Regions from separate parts of the Mus musculus genome. Here all the other regions are linked to region 3. The links are chromatin loops, found by intact Hi-C in ENCODE. Cell type or tissue: heart. All regions are shown on one strand.

What was found. Peaks named below come from ENCODE experiments on the same cell type or tissue, not always from the same donor. Only the 100,000 strongest peaks of a DNase experiment are listed, where the experiment ranks them.
Region 1: it touches region 3 in a loop (3-fold over the local background); 13 of 42 quality-filtered maps call a loop at or near these places.
Region 2: a loop joins it to region 3, with 7 times the contacts of the local background. A loop is called at or near these places in 36 of 42 quality-filtered maps.

What each region holds. Positions count from the first base shown.
Region 1 is chr19:40,512,455-40,514,954 of GRCm38, reverse strand. Sorbs1 (sorbin and SH3 domain containing 1) reads left to right here and starts at 1,219. Exons shown (of 29, transcript NM_178362.1): 1 at 1,219-1,584. In heart, a CTCF peak has its summit at 1,150; DNase peaks (open chromatin) are centred at 494, 1,124 and 1,894; H3K4me3 peaks cover 1,815 bases; H3K27ac peaks cover 1,761 bases.
Region 2 is chr19:40,544,113-40,546,612 of GRCm38, reverse strand. No RefSeq gene overlaps it. Among named protein-coding and RNA genes, the nearest start is that of Sorbs1, 32 kb to the right of the region's middle. In heart, no CTCF peak of the experiment used is centred here; no DNase peak of the experiment used is centred here.
Region 3 is chr19:40,390,525-40,393,024 of GRCm38, reverse strand. All of the region lies in intron 5 of Sorbs1 (sorbin and SH3 domain containing 1), which reads left to right. Among named protein-coding and RNA genes, the nearest start is that of A930028N01Rik, 95 kb to the right of the region's middle. In heart, no CTCF peak of the experiment used is centred here; a DNase peak (open chromatin) is centred at 1,354.

The DNA.
Region 1 (2,500 bases), 120 kb before region 3:
GCTGAAGATTCTTGCCCAAGATAGCAGAAAAGAATTAATTGTGCTCAGGTGACTATTCTGTTGTGTTGGAAAGTTGTAAGTCAACTTGACACAGGCTAAGGTCATCTGAGGGGAGGGAACCACAATTAAGAAAATGCCTCCGTAAGATGGGGCTGTAGGCAAGCCTGTAGGGCATTTTTAAAATTAGTGACTGATGGGGGAGGTTCCAACCCATTGTGGATGGGCCATCCTGAGCTCATGGTCTTGGATTCTATATGAAAACAGACTAAGCAAGCCATGGAGAGCAAGCCAGTATGCGGTATCCCTCTGTATCAGCTTCCTGACTCCTGCCCTGTTTGAGTTCCTGTCCTGACTTCCTTCAATGGGGAGCAGTGTTGTGGAAGTGTAAGCCAAATAAACTCTTTTCTCCCCAATTTGCAGAGTGGTGCAGCCAATAATCCGCTCTAGAGGCTGAGTCAGGAGGTTGGCCTGGGGTGTGAGTATGTGGGGCAGCCTCTAATCCCAGAAGGTGGGATTAAGGATCATCTTTGGCTGCACGGTGAGTTTGAGGCCGCGCTAGAATACGTGAGCCGCCTGTCCAAAAATAAATAAATAAATAAATAAATAAATAAATAAATAAATAAATAAAGACTAAAACGAGAAACTAGTAACAACGTCTTTTTCACAAGGCTGGGAAAATCAAATGAGAAAATAGGGAGCATTAGGCAACTGTCTGGTAGAATATAATCAGACTGACAGTGCCATTGGCAAGCTTTTATTCACTACATTTTATCAAGAGGAATTATGGTGCCATTTTACAGATCAGCAAAAGGGCACAGGGTTAAGTAATTTGTTTATAGCTAGGACACACTGTTATTTTACGCTTACTGTTCTTTTCAAGCTCTCTGTGGGCAAACCCTTATAGAGACCACAGGGCCAGCGTCTGGAGTCACTCGCGGGCAGCCCAGGGTAGAAAGGGTTAGCGGGTGCGCGCGCGACATCCGCGGGAACCCGCGGGCGCGCGCCCCGCTCACAGGGACGCAGGCTTGGCGGCGGGCTCTTCCTCGCCTCCCCATTGGCGCACACGCCCCTTCCTGTCACGGCCGGCCAGGCCCCGCCCCCTGGGCGCTGCCGGAGTGGACGGTTCCAGGCCATGCTAATGAGGGGCTGGTCGCCGCCGCCCATTGGCCGGCCCCAGTGTCGGTGAAGTCAGCTCGGAGTAGCAGAAAAACAGAGCGGGGCTGACTGTAGCGTGGAGCGCGAGCCGGGCTGGACGCGCGCAAGCCCTTGCCGGGGACCCGCGAGGTAAGCGGGCGGCGGCTGCGCTCTCCGGCGGCAGCTCCCGGGCGGGCGCAGCGGGCCCCCGGAGCGGTGCCTTTGTTCAGCGCGCGGAGGAGGTGCTTTTAAAGGGCCAGCTGTTGGAAGGACCTGGGGGCCCCCCTTCTCCCAGAGCATCCCCGGGTGGCCGCGGGGGACCTTCGCCGAGCCGTGTCTCCCGGCTGCTCTGTGTCCCCTCTCCCCGTCCCTTCAAGAAAAGTTGCTAGGACGCGGGGAGGTTTGGGGATTCCAGGTTTCTTTATGCCTTTTCGTTTTTGGTAGGTGAAGGTAAGTGCGATCATGGCCTCTGCTTAGGAGGGAATGTCCGCCCGCTTCAGCCTGGCTGCAGTGTGGGTGGATGGAGACGGGAGAGCCCTGGTGGGTTTGCGCTGGAAAGTGAAACTACTGAGGGTCTTTTCTGCAGTGGCCAAAGGAAGAAGGGCGCAAGTGTCAGGATGGAGGCATCTCAGGTGTATTCATTCATCAGCACACCCTTCCACTCCATCACCTAAGCCGAGGGCGGCGGGAGGGGGGCAAGCACTACGCTGCTGGCCCAGACCAGCCTGCATCCGAGCGTGTTGGTGGGTGTGTGTCTGGGTATACGGTGCTTCCGCTCACCGCCCAGGCCCCTTCATGCTTCCCTGGATGACTGGATGACAGCATCTTGCAGGGCAGCCCATCACCAAAGGGACCTAAAGCTACTCCTTTCTCTTATTTCCCAGGCTGTCCCTCCCGGGGTTTCCACGGTCTTTTCCCTGATAAGCGGTGGTGACATTCGAGATAGGAGGGAAAGGAGGCTTTAAAGTCATTATGCTTCTTTGAAGGGCGACGTGCTGTCGATTTCTGTATCCTGGAACCTCTGCGTGTCATACTATGCCTTTGAAATTCATCAGTGCTTTTTCCGGGCGGACAGAATTTATTATGCATTGCTACATAGAAGCAGAAGATCCCTCTGAGCCGGCTCATTCCATCCTGTCCGAGGGTTTTCCCAGCATGTTCTGGACGAGCCTTTGGATTTTTGTTTGAATCGCTGAGCTCTGGGTTGCCCCTGTTGTCACACGGCCGACCTACTGAAATTGCTAAAATTGATTTCAGTCAGTAGGCGGGATGTTCATCTAGAGACACCATAGAACCTGCCAGGCATGTTAGGCCGCTGACTGATCCCCCCCCCCCCCCCCCGCCCATCTTCCAGTCCCCAACACTG
Region 2 (2,500 bases), 150 kb before region 3:
CTGAGGTCTGAACCCCGATGGTCATAATTCACCTACATGACATGGTAGGTGTTCCCTCATGCTCCTGGAACTCTGGCCTCTGCCTAAGTTACCACCCCCTACAGCCCCCACAAGAGAAGCATGGCCAGTAGTCATATAGACAATGGACCAAGCTTCTGACCTTCAGGCTATACTCCTCCCCAGTTACCTAGCAACAGTGAAGACCATAAAAGGGGTGCTCAGCCCCCACCTTGCTCTCTTACTCTTACTCCTCACTCTCTTACTTCTTACTCCTCTCTCTCCCCTCTCTTTGTCTTTTCTCCTTTATCTTCTCCTCTCCTCTCTCTTATTCTTTTTCTCTCTAGCTCTCTCTCTCTCTCTCTCTCTCTCTCTCTCTCTCTCTCTCTCTCTCTCTCTCTCTCTTCCCTTTCTCCCTACATTTCTATAATAAAGCTCTTAAACCATAGAGAGTCTCTGCTCCATCAAGATCCGCTGCACACTCTGGTCGGTGTTGGGAACCTCTTCCCTTATCCCTCTCTCCTACAACCCAGGTTTAGCAAGGTAGCTCCATTGTCCCCAGGTTGGGGCTGCCCCTTCTCCACCCCCTGATGAGTGGGTCAGAGGCTTAGATGCCCACCCAGGGCTGAGTGGAAAGCATCTGGGAGCCCCCCTCCCCAAGCCTGCATCTGCCTGCTCAGAGCACAGGAACTCTGGCCAGATGTTGGGCCCCTTTTCCCTTCCCCCAGGGCCTCCCCAGGGTCCCCCCTTTTTTGTTCCCAACATGGAGGTATAGTCTGACATGATTTGATTAGGATTCGAGCCCTGTTTCTCTAGAAATCTCTGTAAACTGGGTCTCCTCAAGCTTTGGAGTCTTCAGCATCATCGCAGAACTTATCGAAACATCACAGAGTCAATAGATCTGACGCAGTGGCAGAGTTTTCCATCTAGGTATGGGGGTATTCTTTCTATCGCTCAATTGCAAATCTTCAGTTCTTCCTATGTGGCATCCACACTGCCCAGGCATTGTGGACAGTGGGGGAACATTTGAAAGCTAAGTACATCTTTGACACTCCTCCTAGTCAGTCAGACAGGCAACACACACACACACACACACACACACACACACACACACACACCTTTAGTCATCACTGAGTTTATGGGTATTCATATACTCAATACTTCAAACTGGCCCAAAGAGCACAGAAGGACCAGCTAAAACTGAGAAAGACAAGACTGTCTTCTCTGAGACAGGAAGTAAGCCCTCACCAAGAACTGAATCCTGGACCTTGGAAGTGCTGGCCACCTGTTTTGTTGGGGAAGGGTGATTGTCTGGGAAGCATTGGGTTTTAGAAGGAACTCCTATGGCACCACTGGTAAGAATGTTCCCTGTGCAAGCATCAAGACTTGAGTTTGGAACAGAATCACATTTAAAACCGAGATGTAGTTACATATGCCTGAATACCCAGCAATATGGAGAAAGTAGAGTCAGGAGATTCACTGGGACTTGCTGTGGGGATGAGCCTGCCAGTCCTACTTTCCCTGAGCCATCCGAGCTCTCTAACACTAGAGGGCAGTCTAGCCCCATGGACCTGAGCAAGTCTGCTTTTCCTCAGTCTACCAAACACTTCTCGCAGTTCCATCCTGCTCTGCTAGGAATTGCTAAATTGCATCTCAGACAGAAGGAGGACATGGGCTTTTGCTGCTTAACCTATGGAAACTATGTAACATTTCTAAACTTTTGTAATGCTGATGCATACCTGAGGTTTTTGAGATCCTAGGGGAAGCACTCAACATCATGTCCAGCACATGGTACACTGGCCTAATGTTACAATGTATACTTCTAAGGAATAGATTTCAGCTTAGCCCTGGACATTGCTCTTAATGTTTAAGCATCCCTTCCTAAGAAATCAGGTAGTGCCATTCTTTGAACATAGGTACTATGTATCAGATGGCATCTTAGGATACTGAGGAAAAATCACTATTTTTCTTTCCTAGATATAGAAACTGAGAATTGGAAAGGTTGCCTGGGCACTTCAAGGTCACATGGCAAATGGTTGTGGAATCTAGATTTAAACAAGGGACCATGGCTTCACTGGGCCGTGGCTGAAGACCTTCCCCAGAAGGTTTTTTTGTTTTGTTTTGTTTGTTTGTTTTGTTATTTGTTTGTTTGTTTGTTTGTTTTCCGAGACAGGGTTTCTCTGTATTGTACTGGCTGTCCTGGAACTCACTTTGTAGACCAGGCTGGCCTCGAACTCAGAAATCTGCCTGCCTCTGCCTCCCGAGTGCTGGGATTCCCCAGAAGTTTCTTAAGCTTTGGCTTTGAGGCTAATCCTATGGCTAAAGGAGGTCGGCATAGCTACTCACTGGACCCCCTTTCAGTAATCAGATCCTCATTTCTGCTCCAGCTTTGCAAGAGGAGCTGCTGGGCTGGAAACTCTTCCACACCTGCTCTGGGAGGGAGCCAACTGAGTCTTAATGATTTAGGGAGTCTCTAGCCACTTGATATGACGAGCAGGTGTGG
Region 3 (2,500 bases):
CAGGTAGGGCTGGCTGAAGGAGCCAGAGACAGAAGTACAGGAGACTACAGAGCATAGCTGCCAGAAGGGGTGTGGAAACCAGGGGCCACAGGTGTGGGGTAGGGACCAGGCTGCAGGGGCAGGGAGGATCACAAGAGCACTTCTAAGATCGGTGGTGAGCAAGGGCCAGGTCAAACCCATGGAACCCATGCACAGAGCCTCTGTCCACCCTGACCCTGTGGACTGGGAAACCAGAGTGCTTATCACATGGTTGTTGGGACTTCAGCCTGGGACCCTGGATTCTGGTAGACCTTTGTTTATATCCTGTCTTCCCCACCTGAAGTCTGGACAGTCTGGGACAGTTGATTTCTTCTCTCAACCCTAAGGCTCTCATGGGATTGATGATACTTGCTACATGGGATTATTATAAGCAAGGAAGAGATGCAGGTTCTAACAGGCCTGCTGGCATGGGATAAGCTGTGAGGTACCGTTTAGATTAAGATTGGGATTGGGTTATTTTGACCTTTCCAGAGAGCATTCTTCTGCCTGTGTATTCTGCCATAGAGAAATGCTGCCTTGTGGTTCCACAGGTAGCTAGCTTGGGGTGGTTCAGTCTCTAACCACTCTCTAGGGCTCTTATCCCCACTGTATCACAGGCATCCAAAGTAGACAAGCATGATGGGCCCAGCCCAGAATGTCAGACCTGTGATGCCTACTTGTCAGTCTGAGGTAGGCTCTTGGCTTTTGTATTTCTGACAAGTTCTTAGGTCACGATGTGAAGCCGGCCCAGGGGGACCACATTTGAAAATGGCTACAGGAAATGGGGTTGTCTTTTCTCTTGAAACTGGGAAGCTTAGCACCTTCTTGGAATCAGAGTGTAAGGGAAATTGGACTTGCCACTTCCGGTAAAGCGGGAAGTGAGTGTTGTGACATAGTAGAATTATGTAGCATACAAAGGAGAAATACTTGCATCTCCTGATAGTCTGCACCAGCTACCTATAATGGGTACCACGGCAGATGCTCTCTCGCGAATGATGCCAGGCTAGGGTTTGAACATAAGCTCCTTACAGGTGATACTGCACTCTGGGGAGGTCTTCTCTGTTCCTAGGCCTAGGGAAAGACTTGAGCCATCTTCAGCACCTCTGCAGGTACAGGACTTCTTGGTTCCATATCTAAGTCCACACTTGATTCCTGACCCTCTGAAGTTTGCCATTCCCTTCTCTAGGAAAGATGCGGGCAAGAAGGAAGGCAAAATATTTTCTTTACAAGGCCGCCGGAGGGTATGCGGGGAAGAGAGATTACCAAAGAGAAAAGCTAAGTCAGGCAAGCTTAACCTGCCAACCCTTAGGCAATGGAGAGGGAGCCTTGCGCTCCCTCTAGTGGCTGTAGCTGGCATTACTAGGAGCCAAGCTTTCCACTGGTGCTTGCTAGGGAACTATTGTGCTACACAGCTATGTGTACAGCTGATGCAGTTTAGGAAGCAGCATCTCGTCCTATGGTAATTCCCACAAATTTATTCCAACAAATTTGGTGGGGAAGAATTTCAACCTTTTCAGCCAGTCTTTAAAAGCTTCTTAAAATGCAAATATTAGAAAGAACGGGTGGCTACTATGTTCATAGCAGCCTTATTTATAATAGCCAGAAGCTGGAAAGAACCCAGATGCCCCTCAACAGAGGAATGGATACAAAAAATGTGGTACATTTACACAATGGAGTACTACTCAGTTATTAAAAAGAATGAATTTGTGAAATTCCTAGGCAAATGGTTGGACCTGGAGGGCATCATCCTGAGTGAGGTAACACAATCACAAAAGAACTCAAATGATATGTACTCACTGATAAGTGGATATTAGCCTAGAAACTTAGTATAGCGAGATATAAGGTACAATTTGCAAAACACATTAAACTGAAGAAGAATGAAGACCAAAGTGTGGACACTTTGCCCCTTCTTAGAATTGGAAACAATCACCCATGGAAGGAGTTACAGAGACAAAGTTTGGAGCTGAGACAAAAGGATGGACCATCTAGAGACTGCCATACCCAGGGATCCATCCCATAATTAGCCTCCAAACGATGACACCATTGCATACACTAGCAAGATTTTGCTGAAAGGACCCTGATATAGCTGTCTCTTGTGAGACTAGGCCAGCGCCTAGCAAACACATAAGTAGATGCTCACAGTCAGCTATTGGATGGAGCACAGCGCTCCCAATGGAGGAGCTAGAGAAAGTATCCAAGAAGCTAAAGAGATCTGCAACCCTGAAGGTACAACAACATTATGAACTAACCAGTACCCCAGAGCTCTTGACTCTAGCTGCATATGTATCAAGAGATGGCCTAGTCGGCCATCACTGGAAAGAGATGCCCACTGGACAGGCAAACTTTATATGCCCCAGTACAGGGGAACGCCAGGGCCAAAAAATGGAAATGGGTAGGTAGGGGAGTGGGGTGTGTGTGTGGGGGACTTTTGGGATAGCATTGGAAATGTAATTGAGGAAAATACGTAATAAAAAAATAATTT